Linked DNA regions of Homo sapiens: region 2 is linked to region 1. The links are chromatin loops, found by intact Hi-C in ENCODE. Cell type or tissue: adrenal gland. All regions are shown on one strand. Each heading gives the region's core, and the rest is flanking DNA. Links, peaks and the distances in the headings are about the cores only.

Region 1 (4,382 bases), core at 208-4,207:
AAATTCCCCATCTGTGAAATGGAATTAATGACAGATAAGATAGAAGAGTTGCTGTGAGGTTTACATTTTTTAAAAAATTTGCCTAAAAGTAGTTCTAAGAACAGATTTGGTTCATCCTTGTCACTCCAGCATCCAATATCATGCACACACAGTCAGGGTTATATTGTTGGGAGGAGTAGTTATTCTAGAATTTTCTCCTAGGCCATCTTGTCCCGATATGTTCTGAATATTGACTCTGATGGAGCTTGAGTTACCTGCCTTTGTTCCTTCACCCCATGGTGACTGTGCTCTGTCCTGGGTCTTGTCCCATCGCCGGGTGATCTTTGGGGTTATGGTTTCCCCAGGGGGAAGAAGTGAATGCTGGAAGAATTGGCCTGACGATCGTCATTGCAGGAATGCTTGGGGCTGTGATCTCAGGAATCTGGCTGGATAGGTCCAAAACCTACAAGTAAGTGACTCATCCTCTTGGACTGAGAATTGGGGACCTGTTTTTTGAAATGACATATTCATAAGCAGTGTGACTCCAAGTCATTGTTTGGAGATCCTAGTGGCCAAGCAGGTCATTCAAGTTTGACTTCTCTGAGCCTCACTTTCCTCATTTATCAAATGAGGGAAGCTATACCCGTCTTAAGATCCCCACAGGATCTTAGGAAGATGGGAGCTACTGGACTTGAAGGCCTAGCATAGTCCTCTTCCCCATCCCCACTCTCTAAGTAGCTTTGTGAAAGCAGCAGAGGAGGGAGAAATGAAAATGAATGGGGAAAAAAAATCTCAGCGGTGGAAAATTTGTGGAAACCCCAAAGAGTGGAGATGAGGAGGAGGTGATTTCACTCTCCTGTTCTCATGGCACCTTGTGGACCCCATGGGGTTGACCAAGGTACTCTGAGCTTTCTCCAGTTTGCAGTGTATATTATTGTGCAATTATTTATACCTTGTTGGTAAATATTATAACTTACTTTGGACCTGAATGCCCAGTGCATTTCTAAGAGCCTGGAGCTATTTTAAAAGGTTTTATCAGGCTGGGCGCAGTGACTCACATCTGTAATCCCAGCACTTTGGGAGGCCGAGGCAGGAGGATTGCTTGAGTCTAGGAGCTCAAAACCAGCCTGGGCAACATGGTGAAACCCCATCTCTACAAAAAATACAAAAATTAGCTAGGCATAGTGGCACACACCTGAAGTCCCAGCTATTTGGGAGGCTGAGGTAGAAGGATCGCTTGACCCAGGAGGTGGAGGTTGCTGTGAACTGGGTTCACGCCACTGCACTCCAGCCTGGCTCAAGAAAAAAAAGAAAAGAAAATGTTTTATCGGTGTGCACATGGGTTAAAAAAAAATTAAAAGGTTTTAGTGAATGCCAGGCCACTACCCGCCCCATGGATGCCAAATCAGCAGAAGAATCTGCATTTGTAGAAAGCAGCCTGGGTGCCTCCATTCAGCAGCTGGCCTTGGAGAAAATCCTCTGGCGAACAGCAGCCCAACATCCTTCCCTTGTGATTTTCCAGTGCTCCCCGTTCACTGGGTACTCAGTTAGCACTGGCTGGCGGGGCAGCTGTTGGGCTGTACTGTACCGGGGCAGAGCAGTGTCCCCGGCTGCTCTGTCAAGGCCTCCAAAGTTCCCAGTGTCTGCAGGCAACAGACAGTGGCAGACCTGTTCTCTGCCACACAAACCCGCTTCTGTGAGGCCCTGGTCAGACCAGGTCTCATTCTGGCTGCCCTAATCAAAGGCCAATTGAGACCATCCCTAGGGAGGTGGCGACGAGGAGCCTGGCTCGGCTTAATTACTGCTGGCGGGGCTTGGCTGCCATCTCATCGCTGCCATCTGTTAGTTGCTTGCTTCAGCCAGACACAAGAGCAGTGAGGACTGGCCATCCCCAAACCACTGAATAGCAGTGACCCTTTTTCCGGGGCTTGCTCTGCGGCAGGAGGAGGGAGGGATGGGAATGCTGGCTGGGCTGGGACATGGGCAGCCGGATGATTCAGATGAATTAGAAAAGATAATGAGAGGACTGGGAAGAACACTTTCTCAGCCCTCTTCAGAACCTAGATGTCACCAGTTCCTAGCATCACGTGATGTCTAAATCCAGTGGTCAGCACAAGATATTTTTCTCCCTGTGCCACTACCCAGGCAGAGAAAAGGCAACTCCCAGTGGGATGAGAGCTCTGTGATCCCATCATTTCGGAGCCAGTCCTCGTCACTCTAAGGCTCCCAGATTTGTCTAGTTTTGTTTGGAGGTTGGAAATTGGGTGGTGAGGTCTGTTTATCTCAGACTGGGACTACAAATAGTTTTTCTAAACTGGTCAGTGGTTTAGGATGAAGCTATGGTTAAAGCTTCATCCTGGTGAGCTTGTGGGATCATCGGGCAAGACTGGCGTCCATGACGTTGCTTTCAGCAGAGTTGGTAGGAAGAGTGTGAGGGAGGAGCGTGAAGGGAGGAGGAAGCTCCTCTACCCTTAGCAGCTGCTTTGAAGCACCAGGTGGGAGCAGCATCCTTTGGAGACTCTGACCTTGAGCTTTTCCAAAGATGCAACCACATAGTGCATCGTTATTCCCGCATGCAGTAGCAGAAGGGACACAGGTTTCAAATCCAGCTTTGAGTTCACATCTCAGCTCTGCATTTATTCAGCTGGTGACTTTGGACAAGTAACTTGAGTGGCCTGAGCTTCAGTTTCTTCATTGGTAAAATGAGAAATCATCAGATATTTCTTACAGGATTTTTGTAAAGGTTGAATTGAAATAATAAATGCATGTGAAGTGCTTCACAGAATCTGGCACTCAAGAGATGGAGGGTTTCGTTTGACACAACCGTAGCGTGCCATTTGGTGCCTCCACCATGATTCTGGCTTCAGGGGTGATGTGTAAAGAAAAGCTTTAAAGATTTTGGCCAGGTGCGGTGGCTCACGCCTGTAATCCCAGCACTTTGGGAGGCGGAGGCGGGCAGATCATGAGGTCAGGAGATCGAGACCACCCTGGCTAACACAGTGAAACCCTGTCTCTACTAAACAAACTACAAAAAACATTAGCCAGGCGTGGTGGCGGGCCCCTGTAGTCCCAGCTGCTTGGGAGGCTGAGGCAGGAGAATGGTGAACCTGGGAGGCGGAGCTTGCAGTGAGCAGAGATCGTGCCACTGCACTCCAGCCTGGGTGACAGAGCAAGACTCCATCTCAAAAAAAAAAAAAAAAAGAAAGAAAAGAAAAGCTTTAAAGCTTTCATCATCTGAGTCCTGATGTTCATGGTAGGGGGGCAGAGGGATGTGCAGTGCCTATGCCCTGCCTTAGGTAGTGCAGGGAGAAGAATGCAGGTCGAATTGCAGGAGTCGGGGCTGCATCAGAGTCCTAGGTGGGCAACATGGGAAGAGAACTGCTGGAGGGGCACAGGAGGGGGTGAGACTGAAATAGAAACCAAGACTTGCTGATGGTACTCCTGAGGGGATCGACACAGGGAAATGTAACAGGGAGTGGGCGAAGATAGAGAAGGTTTCTCACATTGGCTTTGGAAGTCAAGCACTCAGTTCAGGCTGAGAGAATATTCTCTCTTAGTTCCTGCTCTCTGGAGTGGAGTAGTTCAGACTCAACAGAAAAAGCTTTGCTGGGCCAGGCGCAGTGGCTCACACCTCTAATTAGAACACTTTGGGAGGCCAAGGCGGGCAGATCACCTGAGGTCAGGAGTTTGAGACCAGCCTGGCCAACATGGCGAAACCCCATCTCTACTAGAAATACAAAAAATTAGCCACGTATGGTGGCGCATGCCTGTAATCTCAGCTACTTGGGAGGCTGAGGCAGAAGAATCGCTTGAACCCGGGAGGCAGAGGTTGCAGTGAGCTGAGATCACGCCACTGCACCCCAGCCTGTGCGACAAGAGCGAAACTCCATCTCAAAAAAAGGACAAAAGAAAAAAAAGAAAAGAAAAAGCTTTGCTGGGTCTGTTGGTCTGTTCAAGTAGGGACAGGAAGAACTTGTAGGTGACAGAGCACATTGCCCAGCATTGTCATGGGTCTTGGGATAAAGCAGACAAGCAGAATTGGACAGCTTCTGGGGTAGTCCTGAATGTCACCGCCACCTCATCATGGCTGATGTTTGTCCTGTTTTTTCTTTTTTCTGGTGAGGGATGGGAGAAGGAGAAAGGGCTTTGCCCTTCTTGTCTGTGGCTAGGACATGACAAGTCAAGGGGCAGATTGATATTGTTGAGTGGGTTCTACAGAAAGGGAACAAAGATATCGTAAGATGGCTTCATACTTTACTAGTCTTACTTACCCTTTGTAGCATTGATCATGATGTAATTAAATAATTTTTTTGTGTGATCATCATCTGTCAGTGTCCATCACCCTCATGGAGAGAAAGTTCTATGAAAGAAAATGTCCAAGAACAAGGCCAGGCCTTGGCTTT
Region 2 (4,382 bases), core at 243-4,242, 52 kb before region 1:
CTGTAGAGAGTGAGTTGAGCATAGTTTGTGATTTTGAGGGCCTCTAAAAGTATTAGGGCAGTGGCGGCTGCCACACGGAGACATGATGGCCAGCCTAAAACAGTAAGGTCAAGTTGTTTGGACAGAAAGGCTACAGGGTGTGGTCCCGGCTGTTGTGTAAGAATTTTGATGGCACAGCCCTGTACTTTGGCTGTGTGTTATGAAAAGGGTTGGGATGAGTTAGGGAGATCTTGTGTGGGGGCAGCTTCTAGGGCTGTTTTTAAGGAACGGAAAGAGGAGTGGCGAAAGGATTTAGGATCTATGGGGTCAGCTAGGTTTGCTTTTGTGAGTTTATAAAATGGTTTAGTCAGGATGGTAAAACTAGGTATCCAAAGGCGGAAGTACCTAACCATGCCTAGGAAGGAAAGAAGTTGTTTTGTAGAAGGTGTTGGGGTTTGGGAGATTAGCTGGACACGATCAGCAGGGAGAGCACATTGTTTTCATTAAGAATTATGCCAAGATAGGTAACAGATGAAGACGAAGTTTGGGCTTGACTGAAGTAATGGGCGCTGTCCTTGAAGCCTTGTGGCAGTACAGCCCAGATAAGTTGCTGAGGCTGATGGGCATCAGGGTCAGTCCAAGTGAAAGCGAAGAGAGGCTGGGATGAAGGGTGCAAAGGAATAGTAAAGAAAGCATGTTTGAGATCCAGAACAGAATAATCGGTTATGGAGGGGTTGTGGAGGGAGGCATTGAGGATAGGAGAGTATATGGCTTTGGCACCACGGACTGGATAGACAAGACAATTTGGTTGATAAGGCGCAGATCCTGAACCAACCTGGAAGGCTTGTCCGGTTTTTGGACAGGTGAAATGGCGGAATTGTAGGGAGAGTTTATAGGCTTTAAAAGGCCATGCTGTAACAAGCGAGTGATAACAGGCTTTAATCCTTTTAAAGCATGCTGTGGGATGGGATATTGGTGTTGAGTGGGGTAAGAGTGATTAGATTTTAATGGGATAGTAATGGGCTCGTGATCGGTTGCCAGGGAGAAAGTAGAGGTATCCCATACTTGTGGGTTAAGGTGGGGGGATACGAGAGGAAGACGCGAAGGAGGCTTTGAACTGGGGAAAAGGGCAGGAATGAGGTGTGGCTGTAGCCTAGGAATAGTCAGGGAAGCATATAATTTAGTTAAAATGCCTCGGACCTAATAAGGGAACTGGGCAGGTGGGGATAACTAAAAAGGAGTGCATAAAGGAATGTTGTCCAAGTTGGCACCAGAGCTGGGGAGTTTTAAGAGGTTTAGAAGCCTGGCCGTCAATACCCACAACAGTTATGGAGGCAAGGGAAACAGGCCCTTGAAAAGAAGGTAATGTGGAATTGGTAGCCTCCATATTGATTAAGAAGGGGATGGACTTGCCCTCCACTGTAAGAGTTACCTGAAGCTCAGTGTCTGTGACGGTCCAGGGGGCTTCCGAGGCGATTGGGCAGCGTCAGTCTTCAGCTGCTAAGCCGAGGAGATCTGGGAAGGAGTTGGCCAAGGAACATTGGGTTTGGGCTCCAGGGGCTTTAGGAGTGGCCGCGATGTGAGTCGGACAGTCCGACCTCCACTGGGGGCCCGCACAGATGGCACGGCTTAGGAGGAATCCCGGGCTGCGGGCATTCTGAGGCCCAGTGGCCAGGCTTCTGGCATTCGAAGCAAGGTCCACAAGGATGTTTTGAAGGTGCCCCTGGGAGCTGTGGCTTGGATGTTCTGAAGGTTTTGTATGCTGGAGACGTGGTTGTGGGCTGTCTTACAGCAGAGGCAAGTAGCTGTAACTCAGAAATGTGTTACTGTCTGGCTACCTCCTATTATTGTACACCTTGAAGGCGAGGTTGATTAATTCCTGTTGTGGGGTTTGAGGGCCGGATTCCAATTTTTGAAGCTTTTTTCTAACATCAGGAGCTGACTGGGTGATAAAATGCATATTGAGAATAAGGCGCCTTCCGGCCCCTCTGGGTCTAGGGCGGTAAAGCGTCTAAGGGTTGCTGCCAAGCGGGCCATGAACTGGGCTGGGTTTTCGTCTTTACCTCGGGTAGTTTCTCTAAGTTTGTCATAATTAACAGCTTCGTAAGCTGCCTTTTTAAGCCCTTCAACTAGGCAGGAAACCATGTAATCTCACCTATCTATACCTGGGGAATCTGCCTGAAAGTTCCACTGGGGGTCCTCTTGGGGAACTGCTCTAATGCTTCCTGGAGGTCTGGCTCGTGAAGCCGGCAGTTATCAGCGTGAGATTGGGCTAGAGAAAAAACTCTTTCCCGTTCATCTGGGGAGAGGGTAGAAGTCAGGATGACATTTAAGTCACTCCAGGTTAAATTATAGGACAGAGTTAGATATTTGAATTCCTGTATATATTTAGTAGGGTCTGACAAGAAAGAGCCTAAATGCTGGCTGATTTGGGAAAGGTCTGATAGGCACATGTACCCTGACTATGCCTTTAGCTCCAGCCACCTCTTTAAGAGGAAATTGTTGGGCAGGTGGGGGAGGGCTAGTCGCTGAACGAAAACTGTAAACCAGACAGTGTGTGAGGAGGGGAGGTGATAGAAAGATTATAGGGTGGGGGAGCAGAGGCTGAGGAGAAATTGGGGCCTGGCTCAGCCTGGCGAGGAGCAGCCTGGGGAGAAGGGGAGAGATCAGATGAGTCTGTAGAAAAGGAGAATTCAAAAGACTCAGAGCTTGGGGTGAGACTGAAGGAACAGACAGGAGAGAAAGAAGAAAGATGTGGGATGAGTCGCATGGGAGCAGAGACTAGGGAGGGACTAATGTGTAAAAGAATGCCTGGATGTCAGGCACCTCAGACCATTTGCCCATTTTTCGACAAAAATTATCTAGATCTTGTAGGATGGACAGATCGAAAGTGCCATTCTCTGGTCACTTGAAACTACTGTCAAGTTTGTATTGGGGCCAAGCGGGATTGCAGAAGAAAATAAGGCTAACTTTTAGGTCAGGTGTGAGTTGAAGAGGTTTTAAGTTCTTGAGAACACAGGCTAAGGGAGAAGAAGGAGGAATGGAGGGTGGAAGGTTGCCCATAGTGAAGGAGGCAAGTTTAAAGAGAAGGGTAGAGACACAGAGAAGGGGGTGGGGAGCAGCCCTGGGCTGTAATGTGGGTGAGCAGCCAAAGCAGGTGTCCCCGCAATTGACTTGCCACCAAGGGAATGTGGGTGAATGACCAAGGCAGGCGTCCCCGCGGTGGTCAGACACCAATGGAGTGTGGGTGAATTATCAGGCAGGCGTCCCCGCAATGATTAAACACCAAGGGAAGGCTGCCTTCCCGAGTCCATGACCGGTGCCGGAGTTTTGGGTCCACGGATAAAATGTGCCTCCTTTATCTCTACTAGAGAGGAAAAAGAACTGGAATTGGAAGGACAGGGAGATTGATGGGTAGCAAGAGAGGAAGATTGAAGGGTAGCAAGAGAGGCTGGAGAAGAGAGTGAAAAGACCGCTTACCCGATTGAAATTGGTGAGATGTTCCTTGGGCTGGTTGGTCTGAGGACCCGAGGTCGTAGGTGGATCTCTTCACAGAGTGAGGGTGAGGACAGGGGACTGGTCTCCTAAAGAAGTCCCTCTGACCTGGGTCTTCGGCACTAAATGTCTCACGCATCCACGTGAAGAGACCACCAAACAGGCTTTGTGTGAGCAACAAGGCTGCTTATTTCACCTGGGTGCAGGCAGGCTGAATCCGAAAAAGGAGTCAGCAAAGGGCGGGAATTATCATTAATTCTTACAGGTTTTGGGATAGGCGGTGGGTTAGGAGCAATGTTTTGCAGACAGTGGGTGGATCTCACAAAGTACATTCTCAAGGGTGGGGAGAATTACAAAGAACCTTCTTAAGGGTGGGGGAGATTACAAAGTACATTGATCAGTTAGGGTGGGGCAGAAACAAATCACAATGATGGAATGTCATCAGTTAAGGCTATTTTCACTTTTGTGGATCTTCAGTTGCTTCAGGCGATCTGGATGTATACGTGCAAGTCAGAGGGGATATGATGGCTTAGCTTGGGCTCAGAGGCCTGACAAATCCCAGTTCTTCTCATTGGACTATTTTCTCCTATCTATTAATTTCATTTAGAAAATGTAACCTTTAATTTAGAAATTTTTCATTTAAAACAGAAACTTTACAAAACTTCTCTAAAGGCAAATTTCCCTTCTGTTCATCTTTACTACCAGGAAGGTAATCACCTTACTTTGACCCTGACCACACAGATCACCATAACGCTTGTACTCCGGTAATTCTGACCTCTCTGTTCAAATGCTTCTTACATACTCCACGGGAGCATTACCTTCTGCTTGCATTAAAATCCAACATTCTTCCTTTCGACAAGCATTTATCTAGTTTTTGCAAGACAGTGTGCTAGGGCTGCAAAGATAAT

The links. Peaks named below come from ENCODE experiments on the same cell type or tissue, not always from the same donor. Only the 100,000 strongest peaks of a DNase experiment are listed, where the experiment ranks them.
Region 2: it touches region 1 in a loop (2.2-fold over the local background); 17 of 110 quality-filtered maps call a loop at or near these places.

What each region holds. Positions count from the first base shown.
Region 1 is chr14:75,634,566-75,638,947 of GRCh38, forward strand. FLVCR2 (FLVCR choline and putative heme transporter 2) reads left to right here. Exons shown (of 10, transcript NM_017791.3): 5 at 345-448. Among named protein-coding and RNA genes, the nearest start is that of ERG28, 24 kb to the right of the region's middle. In adrenal gland, for the core only: no CTCF peak of the experiment used is centred there; a DNase peak (open chromatin) is centred at 1,746; H3K27ac peaks cover 1,992 bases.
Region 2 is chr14:75,582,470-75,586,851 of GRCh38, forward strand. The region is part of intron 1 of FLVCR2 (FLVCR choline and putative heme transporter 2); the gene reads left to right. Among named protein-coding and RNA genes, the nearest start is that of FLVCR2-AS1, 5.1 kb to the left of the region's middle. In adrenal gland, for the core only: no CTCF peak of the experiment used is centred there; no DNase peak of the experiment used is centred there; H3K4me3 peaks cover 199 bases; H3K27ac peaks cover 761 bases.